2 separate regions of the Homo sapiens genome follow, and region 2 is linked to region 1. A link is an interaction called in ENCODE POLR2A ChIA-PET data of the cell type or tissue named here. Cell type or tissue: OCI-LY7. All regions are shown on one strand. Each heading gives the region's core, and the rest is flanking DNA. Links, peaks and the distances in the headings are about the cores only. Region 1 overlaps TET3 (tet methylcytosine dioxygenase 3). Region 2 overlaps STAMBP (STAM binding protein).

Region 1 (8,000 bases), core at 1-8,000:
GTTTATTTGTTAATCAATCTTCTCACAGGAGAAGCTGATCTCTAGTTTCTCCCCCTTGACAGAACTGACATTTTGGATCAACTAGCTCCTTACTGTAGGCACTGTTAGGAGGCTTAGCAGCATCCCCAGCTTCTAGACGCCAGTGGTTCCACACCACTTTTGATGACCAAAAATGTCCTCAGATATTGCCAAATGTCCCCTGGGGGAGAGGAATGGAAAGCCTCCAATTGAAAGCCACTGGTCTATACTTATTTGCCCAAAAATAGAGTGGGCAGAATTTCCTTACTCCTGTTTACCTGGACAGTGCTCAAATTCTTTCCTTAAAAATTCAGGTAGATAACTGGATGCTTGTAGAGGTTTCAATTATTAGTTTGAAAGTTCAGCAGTCTGAGAGGGGATAGGAGAACTGGGGCTGGCTGTGGACAATTGCGACTGGGAAATTTCATCTCCAAGCCCTTTGTCTGTTGGAGCCAATGCCTCTAAATTTTTATGTGTATGTTGAGGGTTGGGTTGTACTCTGTCCTGATGTGGAGAGACACTCTTAGGATTTTGGTTCATTCCCTCGAAAGGGACTGAGCTGGTCACTCTGATAAGATGTCAAGTTAAAATAAAGCCCCACAGTTGGCAGGATTTTTGTTTGGTGGTTCAGCATATATTTTTTCTTTGTACAATAGCCTTTTCGGTACTGTTGGCCCTCAGCTACAAAGCCAGCTCTTAGGATATGATTTCCCATCTCTCCAGCCCACCATCCTCATCCTCAGCCCAGACCTTATCCCCTTCAAAAGCTGGAGCAAATGGGGAACATGCTCTGCCTGCATTCCCTGGTTTCCAGAGAGCATGGCTTCTAGATGGTGGTCTCCCATCTTCCAGCCCATTTCTCCAAGTTGTGGGGTCCCTCTGTTACTTTTCCCAACACTGGGAGTTGTGTACTCAGTGTGTCATTCTTTAATTCAATTTGATCTCAAAGTGGCAGAGAGACCTTGGAATTCATGGTTGAAGATTGGGGCTATTCCCAAATTTCAGCTGATGAAAGCTTTTCCTCTATTTTTATTGATTTGGTTCCTTTCACCAGGTTTCAGGAAAGGAGTATTTTACCATCTTGCTGTTAAGTCACTATTTTACCTTGTAGTCCCCAGGGTAATATTTCTTCCTTCTCCATAAAGATAAAGTGGCATCGCTGGGAAATGGCTCAACTCTTCTTAAAGAAAGATCTATTTTATGTCTTGTTTTGACCACTGAGAGAAGAAGTGAAGGTGGTTCTTTTTTTCCCCCCCTTTCTAAAATACATGGTAGAAAGCTCTAGGGGAGAGCTCAGGAGAGCAAAATCCAATTTTTGAGAAAGTGCTCGTTATACAGCTTTAAGTGTTTTTCTTAACCCTGTGCACTTAATTCTATACTCATTAAAATAGAAAAATATGTTCTGTTCCATTTCTGCTCTAGGCTGGGGAGAGAATGAATATATCCTTTCTGCTATCAGCAAGAGACACTTAACACAAGAAACCACTCATTACTACCTAACAGAAAGAGAGATGCTTAATTTCTAAAAGAACCTTCCACCTTTCCACACTCTCTACACACAGACTAAGGCATCCACATTTTTCCAGTGGGGAACCAATGGCCAGGAATGTACACAGGAGCACAGCTGAGGCATTTCTTTTTTATGACATTAGTACAGAGAGACAGTATACAATTAATGTACAGATGTCAAGATCACACAAAGGCTCCATTTGTACCTATCTACTCTTTCCAAACAATCCTATATAATTGCCCCAGTTTCTTAGTCCATTTTCTGTTGTTTATAACAGAATACCTGAAACTGGGTAATTTATAAAGGAAGGAATCTATCTGGAGTCTGAGAAGTCCAAGGTCAAGGGGCCACACCTGTTGAGGCCCTTCGTGTTGATCGGGACTCTGCAGAGTCTCAGGTGGTGTAGGACACATGGTGAGGGGCTGGGTGTGCCAGCTCAGGTCTCTCTTCCCTTTCTGAATAGAGCTACCAGTCCCACTGCCATGCTAACCTGTTAATCCATTAACCCATTAATCCATGAATGAATTAATCCATTCATGAGGATAAAGCCTGCATCACCCAATCACCTCTTAAAGGCCACTCTCTCAATACTGCCTTTAGGGGATTAAGTTTCAATGTAAGTTTGGGGAAACAACAACATTCAAACCACAGAACTCAGTTTCCTGATATAATTTTAGTGGACTTAACGCTGAAGAGCATAAGATTATATAGATAATTAGATTCCACTTTAATGACAGTCAATGACTGCTAGCATGATGCCTCCTGATAGTTACAAAGCCACAGCCATGGGCAGGTAGAATGTTAGGCTTTACTCTGGATCAGGTGTGCTGGATGAATTTTTTAACACTAAAATCTCAGGTCAGCTGCCTGTGAAACCATGTACAGCATGCTGGGCCTTTATAATAATGGGCATATTCAAGACCATAAACATTAAAGGTAAGGAGATCATTCCTAAACCCATTTGACACCTTTGCAGAGTATAAATATGGAGGCAGAATAAGGCTGACCAGTTGACCAAAAAATATGAAGGGTACTTGCCATAGGCTTAGCACCAGTCTAGATGCTTTATAAATACAACACGCGGCCAGGCATGGTGGCTCACTCCTGTAATCCTAGCATTCTGGGAGGCCGAGGTGGGTGGATCGCTTGAGCCCAGGAGTTCAAGATCAGCCTGGGCAACATGGCAAGACCCCATCTCCTCTACAAAAAATTTAAAAAATTAGCCAGGCATAGTGGTGCATGCCTGTAGTCCTGGCTACTTGGGAGGCTGAGGCAGGACGATCGCTCAAGCCTAGGAGGTCAAGGCTGCAGTGAGCTGTGAGTCTGCCACTGCTATCCAGCCTGAGTGACACAGTGAGACCCCATCTCAAAAACAACAACAACAACAACAACAAAAAACATGCAGTCCTTGTGCTTAAGGAATCTGGGCTTTAACTGCAAAGACTGGTGCACATAGAACAAATAATGTAAGACAAGAAAGAATCCAGCATTAAATCCTAACCCTTCTTTTCTGATGCTGTTAGCCCTCCCGACCTTGAAACTATCCATTGGTTCTTTAACATACCCTCTCCTCAATTTCTTCCCACATCTTTTCCACACTTTCTTCAAAGCCTCCTGTTTGAGCTCCTCTCCCCTAAATGGTGGTAACTTCCATTCTGGGGCTTCTTTTTGATCTACACAGTCAGCCTGGTGAAAAGATCAGGACTGAACATTTTCAGTTACCATCAGTCTGCCAAAGAACTACCAGTTCACAGATCTGACCAGATGGACACTGCCAGGTCCCACAGACATTCAAAAGCCAGGTACCCAGACTTGCTGCCCTCCCAGTATTTCTAACCTTGGTGAAAGGCAGCACCATCAACCCAGTCGCCCAGCCTGAAACCTCAGGAGTCACCTGTGACCACTCCTCCTCCCTTACTCCTACATCCAACCAGTCACTGGAGCAGTTAATTCTTTTCTTATTCTTTCTCTTATCTGCCCCCTCCCCTCCTCCTTTCTACTCAAGGTCACTCTAGTTCAGAGGCCCATTATTTCTTGCCTGAACTACATCTGAGCCTACAAACTGGTTTCTCTGGCTTTGGTATCATCCCCTCTTCCCCTGAAACTCTCCTCTCCAGCCACTCCCAATCTTTCATCCTCCACACCCGTCACACCCGCATGACCTGTATTTCCCCATGTTCTCTCATCTTCCGCATCTTCATGTGTCTTTCCACATGTCTTTCATCTGCATAAACTTCAGGTCCCTTCTCCCTGTTCCTCTATTAAACTTCTATTTATCCTTTAAAACTCAGTAAGACATCCTCTCCTGCAGGAAGTTTTCTCTGATACCCTCCTACTCACCGTCAGATTCCCCATCCTTTATATGGTGTCCAAATAGTCATTGTTTCAAAAAAACATTTAAAAGATAGGAAGTTTCTCTTCATCTCAATGCAGTGGGGTGGGGGGTTTGTGTGATACATTCTCATAGAAATAAAAACTGTAGAAAACAGACTTTACACGACTGTAAACAAATAACTTTGTGTCCTCCATTCAGGACTATGTCCCATTTGAAATTCCCTGATGGACATGCCATCAGCCACATTCGCTGGACAATGCCACTCCCTCACCCAGACTTTCACCATGCTCCAGGCAAAGGAGATATTTTCCCTGTGGCTTCTTCAGGGAAGAACAATCAACTGATTAAAAATACAACATATTTCTATGAAGGCAACCACTAGCATCTACACCTCCTAACCTCTTGCTTTTGCTGTGGTTTAGTCTCTGCAGCTTCCTGTTGGCTGCTCCCCAGAGACATCAGGACAACGCTTACAAACTAACACAGATACCTTCCTCATCTCTAAGATGGTGACTAGATGAGCACAAAGGATGCTTTTCCCACTAAAAAGTCATTTGCATTCATTCTCCGTCCTAAACTGGCTCCTCTTGGGAATTTCCCTGTTACTGAAAATAGACAAAATACACAAAGGCGAAGGGAACAACAGTCTCTATAGCTCCTTGTCCTGTTTCTGACAATGGTGTTATAGGATGGTTGGGGGGGGACTCTCCAATGAGTATTTTTAAATATCCACATCCACAAGTCACTTGCAATAATTCAACATAGAAATTCAACTTGTGATAAATATTCTCAAAGCTGCAAACATCATATTATCTTTTAGAGAATGGCATTTCCTTTCATAGCTTATAAGTTTACTTCTTTGAAGCTTTAAGGGGTGCCTTTAATTCTAGAACTTCAAGATTCAGATAAAAAAATCCATATGAGTCCCATTCAGACCTTCAGAAACCCATCATTTTTACATAAAGGGGTTGGGGACTTTGGTTACATGGTGATGCTCATATTGGCTAAATTGCTTATTTGGCAAAATTACCAAATAACTTGAATAATAGAGGGTTTTTTTGTTTTGTTTTGTTTTTTGAGACAGAGTCTTGCTCTTTCGCCCAGGCTGGAGTGCAGTGGCGTGATCTCAGCTCACTGCAACCTCGGCCTCCCAGGTTCAAGTGATTCTTCTGCTTCAGCCTCCAGAGTAACTGGAATTACAGGCACCCGCCACCATGCCCAGCTAATTTTTGTATTTTTAGTAGAGATAGGGTTTCACCATACTGGCCAGGGTGGTCTCGAATTCCTGACCTCATGATCTGCCCGCCTCTGCCTCCCAAAGTGCTGGGATTACAGGCATGAGCCACAGCGCCCGGGCCCCTCCCCCACCATTTTTTTTTTTTTTTTTTTTGGCTATAGGAACTTGTATGCTTTTATAAAGTTGTTCCCATATTCTGTTATCAGCTCTTAGATGGCTTCATGGAGTCTCCATATTTCACCCCCACTTCTATGGAAAATTCTTCCTTATATTAACCTATAACTCTCTACCTACCACTGGTGAGGGGATGAATTTCTGGAGTATGGGATTTTCCCATTGTCATCCCAGAGTGAGCACCTTGATTTCTAAGCCTTGTTCTGAGCCTGAATTCACAAAGACAAATTCTACCATACCAACTGAAGAAGCACCTGTTCAGGCGTGGTGGCTTATACCTGTAATCCTAGCACTTTGGGAGGCTGAGGCAGGTGGACTGCCTGAGCTCAGGAGTTTGAGACCAGCCTGGGCAACACGGTGAAACCCCGTCTCTACTAAAATACAAGAAGTTAGCCAGGCATGGTGGTGGGTGCCTGTAATCCCAGCTACTCGGGAGGTCGAGGCATGAGAACTGCTTGAACCCAGGAGGCAGAGGTTGCAGTGAGCCAAGATCACGCCACTGCACTCCAGCATGGGCAACAGAGCGAGAAGCATGTGGCCAGACAATTCTGGAAAACAGAATGGGTTTTCCTAACATGAACCTCAGGCCCTCCAGAAGCTGTTTCAGAGCAAATCTCTTCGTTGGTTCTCTTCATTCTACTACCATTGTTTTAGTGAGGACTTGTTTCCCAACTGACCAATTTCAATCACAATATGACATGGTGGTTAAGAGTCCAACTGCCTAGGTTCAAATCTCACTTTCACTAGTTTGTATGACCTTGGTAAATTACTTAATCTGTTTCCTCATGGCTAAAATGGAGCCACTGACAGTATTTACCTCATAGAGCTGCTATGAGGATTAAGTGAGGTGGTGACTATTAAGTACTTGGCAGGGTGCCTAGACCAGAGCAGGTGCTTCATAAACACTTTTACTCTCAAAAGCTTCCTAACGGGTCTCCTACCACAGGGTTATCACCCTTCACCAATCCACCTTCCATGCTACTGCTAGCATGCACTTTCACAAATATTTCTGGGTTATACAACACAAATTTCATTGTAGAAAATTCAGAAAACACATGAGGGAAAGGTCATCCATACTCCGACCATACAGACAATCCACTGTTCATATATTTTCTTCTAGTCTTTTTTCCATTTTCTAAAACTCAACTGAGATGATTGTTCAAATTTGTTTCTGCTGTTTTTACCTAAGTATTTTCCTCTAATTTAATAATACAAAGTGTTGTTAGCTCCCAGTTCCTGGAGGTCTGGTTTCTCTGATGCTGACAGATGCCTGCATTTTTGCTCACTGCCTACAAGCGAACATGTATCCTCTCTGGTGGAGGCTCCTCATCCGAGGAATGCAGGAGAACAGAGGTTTCAGGTCACCCTTGCAACATCCCATCCTGCAAGCTTGCTCCTTCTGCCCCAAGACTGTGCTTATGCACTACTCAGTCTGGAAAGCCTTTCTGCCTCTCCCCATCTGTGTTCACCACAGTTTTCAAAACCCAGCTCTAAACAAGAGTTTCCCAGATAAAACATGATCTCCCATGATGACAACTAAGTCTGTGCTACAGGGTACCCCTGCGATATAGCCACTTCCATACAACAGCATGGGCCTCGGAGGTAAAAGGCACTCAGCACACACTGGCTGAGTGGGTAACTAAATATTTTATTGTTGTTTTTTTTTTTCCTTAAGTAAACCATAGGCTGGGTGCAGTGGTTCACGACTATAATCCCAGCACTTTGGGAGGCTGAGATGACAGGATCGCTTGAGCCCAGGAGTTTGAGACAAGCCTGGGCAATATAGTGAGACCTCGTCTCCACAAAAAATTTTTAAAAATTAGCCAAGTATGGTGGCATGCGCCTGTAATTCCAGCTACTCGGGAGACTGAGGTGGGAGGATTGCTTGAGCCCAGGAAGTGGAGGCTACAGTGAGCAGAGATCATGCCACTGCATTCCAGCCCCCGCAACAGAGTGAGACCCTGCCTAAAAATAAAAAAAGGAAACCGCAAAGTCCTTCAGTGATGAACCATTTCTCTTAATTTTATCCTTATTGGTAGTTATACATGGCTAGGTAATTAATATATGGTAACTAAAGGAACAGCCAACTTTTTTTTTTCCTTTACAAGGTATGGTTTTACTTTTCTTGCCCTATTGGACTTGATAGGCTTGATAACAGCTGACACTCTTGTGCCAACACAGCACTAAGTGCTTTACACATAGTAACGAATTTCATCCTCACAACAGCCCTGGTGAGGCCGGTACTATTATCGTTTTCATTCTACATATGAGGAAGCAGAAACCGTGATGGGTTATGTAAAGTGCCCAAGCACTCCCAGCTAGTAAGTGATGGAGTTGGGATGCAAATTTAAAAACTAGTTTGACCACACATAATATCCATATAATTAAATTCAACAATTAAAATATTGGCTAAGGATCAACTATGTCTTAAAACACTAGGTAAGGATATTTCCCACGTTGTAGAAGGAGAAACGAGGTGCTAAACACAGGCGGATGGGACACACACATACACGCACAGAGAAAAGGGTAAGCGGACCCCATGATCAAAACAAGTTTCCCCCATATGCTGGTAAATAAGAGGGCCCTCGAAGTCATGTCGTTACTAGTCATATCTAAGAATGGACAGGGCCAGTGGGAACCATCATCTAGGAGCATGTCTCTTGAGTGCCTGGCAGCATATCTGTTCACCCCCAAGTAAGAGCCCTGGGGCCAGATTTTCCTTGTTC
Region 2 (10,259 bases), core at 2,260-10,259, 190 kb after region 1:
GGTAGCTAGGACCACAGGCATGCACCAATGCCTGGCTAGTTTTTTGTAGAGACAGGGTTTCACTATGTTGCCCAGGCTGGTCTCGAATCCCTGGGCTTAAGTGATCCGCCCACCTCAGCCTCCCAAAGCGCTGGGATCACAGATGTATGCCACTGTGCCTGGCCCTTTCTTTCCTTACTAGGGGAGTTTAAAAAATAAAAAATAAATGTTGATTTTCATCTTAAAAAAATTTTTTTTTATGAGAGACTCTTGTTTCTGCTTGTTTCCTTTGACCTACTCCTGTGATATATTATATCAGTGGATTTCTTTTAATGAGGTCACCATTACATTCTAGGGACAAAAATCACCAAACGCCTCAGGGCTCTCAGAGTCAGGTAGACCTGGGCTGCCATCCGACTCATCACTTTCTAGCAGTGGAATCATGGGCAAGTCCTACATGAGGATGCATAATACATGCTGGCAGTTAGGATACTTTATTCCTTTACTAGATTGATGATTTTTTTAGTGTTCTATTTAGAATTTTTGCATCTATATTATTGATTTTGATGTGAAGTGTGTGTGTGTGTACACAATTTATGAGATTGTGCTCATAAAAATGACTTATGTCATTTACTTAATTTCTGGGTTTTTTTTTTTTTTTTGAGACAGAGTTTTGCTCTTGTTGCCCAGGCTGGAGCGCAATGGCGTGATCTCGGCTCACCACAACCTCCGCCTCCTGAGCTCAAACGATTCTCCTGCCTCAGCCTCCCAAGTAGCTGGGATTACAGGCGTGTGCCACCACAGCCGGCTAATTTTGTATTTTTAGTAAAGATGGGGTTTCTCCATGTTTGTCACGCTGGTCTTGAACTCCTGACCTCAGGTGATCCACCCGCCTCGGCCTCCTAAAGTGCTGGGATTACAGGCGTAAGCCACCGCACCTGGCCAATTTCTGCTTTAGTACTTATTTCTTTCCCCCTGGTTTCCTAGTATATTTTATTATTCTTTTTCTAATTTGAGTCCGATGCTTAATTCATATCTTTTGATTCTTTCTTCTTAAATAATGAAAGCATTTAGAGTTCTAAATTTCCTTCTCTGTATAATTTGTAGAAATTACAGAAATTTTAATTTGTGATATTGTATTATCGTTCATCTCTAAATAAAAGATGAATGATTATATATGTAGTTTTTCTCATTTGCCTTTCTTCTAGAGGTAACCTTCTATTATTGTTATTTATTTATTTTTTTAGACGGAGTTTCGCTCGTTGCCCAGGCTGGAGTGCAATGGCGTGATCTTGGCTCACCACAACCTCCACTTCCCAGGTTCAAGCGATTCTCATGCCTTAGCCTCCCAAGTAGCTGGGATTACAGGCATGTGCCACCACATCTGGCTAATTTTGTATTTTTAGTAGAGACAGGGTTTCTCCATGTTGATCAGGCTGGTCTCAAACTCCTGACCTCAGGTGATCCACCCGCCTTGGCCTCCTGCTGGGATGACAGGCATGAGCCACCATGCCCGGCTGATTGTTAATTTTTAATTTTCACAATCTTTAAACATCAATATTTAAAATGTGCTCACATTTGTTGCACTTCTCCCAAAAAAGCAAAGCCTTACCATTTATTAATTGGATGATTTTGGACAAGTCTGTGCATTTATTCATATCTTATTCCATGTCAGGGGACTCAGTACAAAGGTGAAAAAGACAAAGTTGCTGTTCTCAAGGAGTATACTTTAGACACATAAGCTAGCAATAAACAAACAGGATGATTTTAGCTCATGACAGGGCTACACAGACAGTAACAGTGATGAGATAGAGTGATGGGGAAGAGGTGCTTAAAATGGGGTTGTCAGGAAAGGCCTCTGCTAACCACCAGATCTCATGGGCTCATCTTGAGATTTAACCCAGCAAACCTCTTCTGAGCCAGTTGGCACCACTGATCTCCCTCCCCTCCTTTAAACTGTTGCCTTCCTTGATTTCTGTGACAAGATACTGGTGTCACTATCTCCTTGTCTCCTCCTACTTCCAGCTCCCTCTTTCAGCCTTCTATGCAGGCACATCTTCTTTTGACCACCCATTAAATTCGCTGTTGGCCAGGACAACCATCCCTCCTGGCGGCTGGAAAGAAAGCTCAAGTGCAGCACAGGCCCAGCATATGATGCTGAGTCAAATTCAGATGGCTTCCTACAAGGTGACATAGAGCTTCTCCAGGCTAGGACACAGGTCCACCTGGCTACCTAACACATTATTCAACACCAAGGAACAACTGATCAATAAGGTTAAGTGCCTATACTGACTGCAAGGCATGTTACACAGTGCATAAAGCAAACATGATTCTTACCCTAATGAAATTTATACGATAGTTCAGAAACATGACTTACATAAAAGACAATATGAAAACGCTGCAAAACAACAAAAAACACACACAACAAATTGTGGGAAACAGACTATAGTTGCCACTGGAGTTCAAGGAAGGAAGCCCTCAGAGTGAACCTACCAGTGAGGGAAGGCACTAAAGGAACTGGAAGGACAGAGCCCATGGTTATGTAGCGTCACAGTGCTGGATTCTGGATCTAACAGGCTGATTGAATGATGCCGGACACACCTGTAAGTTAAGGCCCAGCTTCTAATCTCAAACAGGCTAAGGTGAACTAAAAATTGAACCCTGGATTAAGGGGTGAAGACTTCAGTGAAGAGGGCCAATGTTCTGCCCTTCCTTCATCTCAAGAAGTAGTTGGAACAACAAAAGTGGGAGGTTCAAACAAGAGTGGGCTGGAGCCAAGGGAAAATAGAGATGATGTAATTTCTTTAGGTCCTGGGTCTGCTCTGGGTCTTAGGGAGAATGAGTAGAAATTTGGAATGGTTCTTGAGGTCCTCAGTTTTCCTGCTCAGAACATCAAGGTAGACCAGATAGCTTTGGAGTCAAAGCCTAGCTAGTGCTAAAGAATGTGGATCTGCCCAAAGATTCCTCTAGCTGTATGCTGAATGGGCAGAGGTCCAGAAGATAGAAGCAACCGCACCCCAACTGTAACATTTCAAGAAAGACAAGTAACAAATCCCTTATATCTTTATAGCATCTTTCAACTAACGTAGGCCTCATATGCATATAGATGTCATTCTGTCATCATTTGAGGTAGGCATATTAGACTGATCCCATTTTACAGATTTTAAAGAAATTTAGGAAGTTAAGTGATTTGCTGGTGAATGTATAGCTGGGCCTAGAAGCAAAGCCTTAAATGTTCAACCTGGCACTTCCCCTGGAGAGGATAATATTCCAATAGTCCTGATCTAAACAGGATTTCCAGTGCCCCAAGCAAAGCTCCTCAGAAAAAGACATGATCCTTGACTCAGAAGTTCTACTCTGGGCTCACATGTTTGAAAGATCCTTGGACAAACTGGTCTCCAAACTCAGGTGGGGTTAAAACACTGAGATATGAGGGATGGGAGGCACAATATCAATAGCTGACTCTATTTTCTAGGGAACAACATCTACTCTGGTCCTAAAACTGTGTTCTCAAAATCCACTGGAAACATATCAAAATTGCAGGATTCACCAGACTTTCACTCATTAAAGCTTTGCTCCTAATAGCCTCCATTCTTCTCAACCCCAATATGAAAAATTTCTCTTTCAACTGGGGTAACTAAAACCCCAAAGAAGCCATCAACAGTCAAAAGGGATAGGCACTTACAATTTTAAATTCTGTGGTACCAAATGAAAGCTGAAATCCTTGCCTCTCAAGCAAGAAAATCCACCATGACACTGGCCCAAGGGAATGTTTCTCTCATGCTGCCTTTTATGGTATCTGGTACCCAAGACAATATTACAAAAGCTTAAGGGTTTCTTCTTCTTCCCCTTTGGTCCCATTTAACAAGGAGTATGTGAAAGTGATCATCTGAAAAAACCCAGCTCTGCTCTGACCCCAAGCAAATCAGCTCCTCTGATTCTCTCTGCACCTGGCCTATGGCACTTTGGTAGGTTTGTGCCTCCCAGGGCAACTGGGACATTGTTTGGCAACCTGACGATGCTTTTGTCTCCCCTCTCAGCCCAGAACACTAAGTATGGTACTTGTGCAGCTTGCAAGAGTGGAAAAGTCTCCTGGTCTTTGAGCCTCGGGAACCCAGGAGTCAGTCCCTTTAGCCAAATAGTCATTACCCTTTCAATACAATGTCTTTCCTCAGGTTGCGTGGTCTTTGTCCCTTTTACCCACAGTATTCCTTTCCTCTTTTCCCGACCGCTCTGGCTACTCCTCTTTCTCTCCGGCCTATCCAGTCTCAGGGCTTGTGGGCTGGCTTGATTCCACGTCTCCTCCACAGAGGTAAGATGAAGACAGAGACACTTAGACCATCCTATGCAGAGTGCCTCTGCAGTGGCTAGGCTGCAGCAGATATGAAGAGGGATCTACAGACTGATTTCCTGCACCCATCTAGCCACTAAGATATCTTGTGCCTAGAGGAAGAGAAAAGAAAATATAGCAGTTTGGTGATCAGTCTGTGATCAATGTGGTTGCAACGTATGATATGTTGTTGACCTGGCTGAATGTCTTTGGTGGGCAGAGACGGATAAGAGAGCTCACAATTCTTAGGTATCAAAGACCAATGCAGTGGTTGTCAACCCTGGTTGTACTTGAGAATTCTAGCAGCTTGAAAGACAAATGCAGAAACAACATCTGAGGCTCCACCCTAGAGATTCAGCTTTAATTGGTGGGGGGTAGAACACAGGCATCAGTATTTTTTAAATTGCTCCCTAGATATTTGAATATATAGCCAGGGGTAAGAACTTTAAGTGGAAAGTTCTGACTAAAAGCTAAATTTAGATTTTCAGCAATGGGAAGCTATTGCAGGTTTTTGAGCAAGAGAGAAAACATGAACATGGCTGGAATGTGAGAAGCTTCTCCTGATCAAAGTGTGCAGAACAGACTGGAATGAAGAAATGCTAAAAACAAAGAGACTTGGTAAAAGCCAACGGCTACAGTCGAAATAAAAGGTAAGAAAGCCCTAAGCTAAGTGGTAGACAAAGAATGGGAAGAAGGGGATGGATTTCCCAAAAGCAGAGGACTGGGCAATTTCAGGACTGTTTAGAGCAAGGTGGAACAGCCAGGCTGCTCTGGGCTGCAGCAGGAAATGGCTTGTCCAAGCCCAGCTGGCCCCCAGACCCACCCATACCAAAACAGCAAAGAAGGAATTTCCACTATATGGGGAATTAAGAACCCAAGAGAAGAAAAAGAATATAGAGAACTGGGCTCTTTCAGGGGACAAGTTCAAGGACCACTAACCTAAGCAATAAAGACTGAGACAAAATTTAAAAATGAAGAAAACTTTATGCATTCACAGATTCTCCCTCCCCCACCTAGAATTCTGATAAAGAATAAATCACTCTTCTCCTAGCCAAAGTATTTACTCTCCTGCCCTCACTCGAGGTGTCACAAATGACACCATTATTTCTAGGCCACCTAGAACACCAGGCTCAGCTCACAGAAAATTGCAGTAACAATTGCTGCTTCAAGCGTTTTCCTAGGTATTGCCTTAGTCAGAAAAGAACAGCCAACACAATGAAATTGGTAGGGTGGGGTGGCTGGGAAATGTAATCATTTATTGGAGTGTAACCTGGTACTCCAAACAAAGGCTTCATTATCCTCAGCCAAAAGCATGGAGGGCATAAGGAGGAAGTGAATGGTTGACCCATTTGAGACAGCACCAAAAGAACAGAGATGACTTCACAACACCTCTGGAAGATGGCAACAGGCAGATAAAAAACAAGGAGTAATTAAAAGTGAACTGGGACACACCATCAGTGTCAGTATATCTCAAATTCCATTTTTCCTTCACCTTTCCAAAACAACCATACCTTTTTTTTAACCTGTTTATACAATGCTTGATCAAATGGATCACTCTGAAGCACAAAAACATAAGTTAATTGTTACTTTATTGTAGAGGAAAAATATCCTGAAATATTTATTAAATAACAATAATTCCTGACAAAATCATTCTTCGGGATGTGTTAGCCAAACAATCTGGTCAAATGGAGTAAGCTGTCCCTCACCCCAGTAATAAGCTCCATTCATATTGCCATAAACCACAGGAAAATCCAAAAGATTTTCTAAATGGCTTCCAAATTTCTGCACAGATGCCCTTATTGAGCCCAGAGGTAAATATAAACAAATTGAAATTAGAGAGAAATTAGAAGGATAGCTGAGAGGAAAAAAATGTTAACAATTGGTGAATCCAGAAGGAAGGGTATATGGGGGTTCATTATACCATTCTTTCTTAATTTCTGAGCTACTTAATTTCTGAGTAACTTAATTTCTGAGTTACAGTTGCTTTTGGGTGACCATGTTCTCTTTCTGACTTGCCTAAAAAATATGTTCAGTTATTTCTTTTCAAACCTGAAATACAAAATCAGCTCTTTCTCAGGTGATGCCCCCCTTTCTACTATCTACAAAAACTTCCAAAGCTTTCTAGAAAGCTTAAATTAAGGGGCTACAGTACACTGATATGGTTTTGTTGTTCTTGGAAGGTGTTGGACTCAAACGCTCATCGAAGGTCTGTGATGGTCACTGCTCTGTCCACAACAGTCACGTGGCTGCAGCTCTGCAATAGGAAAAAAGAAAGGTGGAGTCCTAGAAAATTCTGAAAAGTCTTTTTTTTTTTTTTCTTCATATAGGGTCTTGCTCTGTTGCCCAGGCTGGAGTGCAGTGGCACGATCTCGGCTCACTGCAACCCCCGCCTCCTGGGTTCAAGCGATTCTTCTGCCTTAGCTTTCCCAGTAGCTGGGATTACAGGCACGAGCCACCATGCCTGGCTAATTTTGTGTTTTTAGTAGAGGTGGGGTTTCGCCATGTTGGTCAGCCTGGACTTGAACTCCTGACCTCAAGTAATCTGCCTGCCTCAGTCTCCCAAAGTATTGGGATTATAGGCGTGAGCCACCGTGCCCGGCCTGAAAAGTCATTTTAAAAAACCACTTTTTGGCTGGGTGCGGTGGCTCACGCTTGTAATCCCAGCACTTTGGGAGGCCAAGGTGGGCAGATCATGAGGTTAGGAGATCAAGACCATCCTGGCCAACATGGTGAAACCCTGACCCTACTAAAAAAAAAAAAAAAAAAAAAATTTAACCCGGTGTGGCGGCGCGCACCTGTAGTCCCAGCTACTCGAGAGGCTGAGGCAGCAGAATTGTTTGAACCTGGGGGGCAGAGGCTGCAGTGAGCTGAGATCATACCACTGCACTCCAGCCCGGCAACAGAGCGAGACTCTGTTTCAAACAAAAACAAAAACAAAAACAAAAACAAAAAAACCCTTATTTAAAATGTTCATTCTAGGCTAGTGGTTCTCAGTCTGGAAGCCAGACTGCTATTTAAGTGGTAGTTGTGGTAAGAGTCTGGGACTCATTACTACCACCAGTCCCACCTGTAGATGGAATCAGTGTTTGCCCATTTACCTTTGTTTATTTTTAAAATGTATATACATTCTAGACTCATTCTTTGATTCCTAAACTTGGGAACAAATAGTGTCATCCCTAAAATATATATTAATTTAAAAGAATTACTGAATTCATCACAGTTTTTTTAGCTATGATGTCACCCAAATAATAAAGTATACCTACTGTCACATGGTGAGAGAAGAATGCTCCCTTTTGGCATGCAACAGGGGCCTTTATAACTGAAAACATGGGCACTGGTGCCCCAGACCTTTTTTTCTGATTGTGTAGTCTTTGTTTCAACATCCTAGTACTTAGACATTCCAAGGCAGACTGATCTATTTTTGAACAGATTTGTCAGAAAGTTCTTCCTCACGCTCAGCAGAAAACCATCATTCCATGAAGTCTTTGTTTTAGTGCTAGGAGTGACGTGAAATATACCCAATCCCTTTTTTTATACTTCAACTCTTCTAACACTTGAAATCAGCTCTCAGATCCTTCCTGGGGTTTCTCTTCTAAGCATCTCCAGGTCCTTTTAAGTGTCAAGGTTCTTAGTCCCTTTTCCATATTGCTCACTTTTCTCTGAACCCAAAAGAAATAATACTCCATGGCCAGCATGGAGTAATGCAACACCATCAAATCAGCTTGCAGGGGCAAATGGAAACATACTGATCTTATCATCAACTAAACTTTTTATTCACAGACCACAACATAGGGAAAAAAGAACTTTGTAGGAAGGTCGTAAAGCCCCTATGATTTAAGCAAAATTCTACAAATATACTTAATTTACCTATCTGAAGTGGCTTCTCTTTTCCTTTGCCTTCAAATCTCTTATTGAAGTACAGGCTTAGAAAGAGACATTGATGAAAGGAAAAAGTAACATTTAATAAGCCAGCAACTGCATTACGTACTTCCTGCACATTACTTCATTTAATCATCTCAAGAACCCTATAAAGTAGGTGTTATTATTATGCCTATTTTATAGATGGGAAAACTGAGGCCCAGGAACGGTAAGTAGCCCAATCAAAGGCACACAGTGGCAAAGCTAAGATTCAAATCTATTCCTGTCCCACACTGCTTCTCATGTACGTCCTTATTATGGAGATCTGGCAAGGTAAGTGACAAAGCTGGTCTTCTGTGTGGATCAGAAAGGATGATGCATTTCATCAGCTCTGACTGTCCTCCCTGCTTGAAGCATAGCCCCATTTTCTTTTACATAGATACGTACACAGAACAGAGGTGGATCCTTGCTGTGTGGATGAAATCCTTTCTGGCGACAGGAAGAAATCTCCTCTAGTCCATGGTCAGTTAGTTTAAAGAATCCAGTTCTGAAATTTAAAAAAGGCAGGCTAAGAGTCAAGCAAAGGTGTCCCTCCATCCCAAACATATGCACGCACACACACACCAGCATGCACACTCACACAGCAGGGCAGAGGTCATTGTGAGACAGCTTCTGTAGGATGCTGCCTCACAGGTCTCTTCTCTGGTGAATGAATCACAGTTAGAGAATGACTCATTACTGCCATCACACTAGTTTTGCTGGAGAATTCATAGTAAATAATCAAAGTGGGAGTAGAGACAGGATTTGGTATGAAAAAGAAGTGCATTCTGAGATAATGTGTTTGATTTTGAAACTTTCTTATTTTTTATTTTTATTTTTTTATTATATTTTTTTATTTTTTATTTTTTATTTTTTTATATTTTATGATTTTGAAACTTTCTAATCCAACATAAAACTCTTGACATTCCTATCGCTTCAAGTCAAACACTTCAAATTTCTTGTAGACTTTTCTTAGAAAAGCAACTAAGTTGTTACTTGGATATCTTTTTGAACAAGCATGATAGATAAATCATGATATGGGGCTTAAAAGGAAGCCCTTTAGAATAACCAACTTACATTATAATCTATGTATTTTACAAAGGACAAGTCCACAAGAATAGAGACCTTTTCCCCTGAGGCTTTCTTCCCTACTACCCCCTTGAAACACCCAGAACCATGCCCTCTATACTCACTCCTGGAACTTGGGGGAGCAAACAATGGCTACTGACTCTGGCAACATCATCTGGTAAGAGCAGTGAGTGTGTAGGTCGACACTGGAGAGAAACGCGGTCTGTGTGGGGTGAGTCTGAGGAGAGAAAAAGAGTCAGAGGACTCTTAGCGAGGATATATGGTAATCCCTCCTTATTTGCGATTCCCTTTCTGAGGTTTAAAGCTATCCATATCAACTGCAATCTGAAAATATTACATACGATAACATACTTTGAGAAAGAGAGATCATCTTCACATAACTTTTATTACACTGTATTTTTATAACTGTTCTGTTTTATTATAGTTGTTGTTAATCTCTTCCTGTGCCTAATTTATAAATTAAACTTTATCGCAAGTATGCATGTATAGGAAAAAAACATAGCATATATAGGGTTTGGTACTATCTGTGATTTCAGGCATCCATTGGGGGGTCTGGGCTCATATCCCCTGAGGATAAGGGGGGGACTACTCTGACATACAACCAAGTCTGGTCTCTGAAGGAAGTAAAGCCAAACAGTTCTCAACAGCTGGTCACAATCTCCTTTGTAAGTGAGAAGCCATCTGCAACCATGAGAGGTCCACCTGAGGTTCCTAATAAGTAAGGAAGCTCCTTTCCAGCACTGTAAACAAATATTGCTTAATACCAGTATGTGAAGAGACTCATAATTTCTTTCCTTTTTTAAGTTCAAGAGACTTACTATACAACATGGTGACTACTGTTCATCACAATGTATTATACACTTGAAAACTGCTTAAGAGAGTAGATTTCAAGTGTTCTCACCACAAAAAAGTATGTGACATAATGCATATGCTAATTAGCTTGATTTTCCCATTCCACAATATA

The links. Peaks named below come from ENCODE experiments on the same cell type or tissue, not always from the same donor. Only the 100,000 strongest peaks of a DNase experiment are listed, where the experiment ranks them.
Region 2: POLR2A ChIA-PET joins it to region 1 with 5 read pairs; 2 of 35 experiments call an interaction of 5 or more read pairs at or near these places.

The regions. Positions count from the first base shown.
Region 1 is chr2:74,049,810-74,057,809 of GRCh38, reverse strand. The region is part of intron 4 of TET3 (tet methylcytosine dioxygenase 3); the gene reads right to left. Among named protein-coding and RNA genes, the nearest start is that of TET3, 69 kb to the right of the region's middle. RefSeq lists enhancers at 5,105-5,604, 5,605-6,106. In OCI-LY7, for the core only: no CTCF peak of the experiment used is centred there; a DNase peak (open chromatin) is centred at 4,309.
Region 2 is chr2:73,858,507-73,868,765 of GRCh38, reverse strand. STAMBP (STAM binding protein) reads right to left here. Exons shown (of 10, transcript NM_213622.4): 8 at 9,400-9,512; 9 at 8,615-8,714; 10 at 1,598-6,563. The coding sequence ends at 6,507. Among named protein-coding and RNA genes, the nearest start is that of ACTG2, 29 kb to the left of the region's middle. In OCI-LY7, for the core only: no CTCF peak of the experiment used is centred there; no DNase peak of the experiment used is centred there.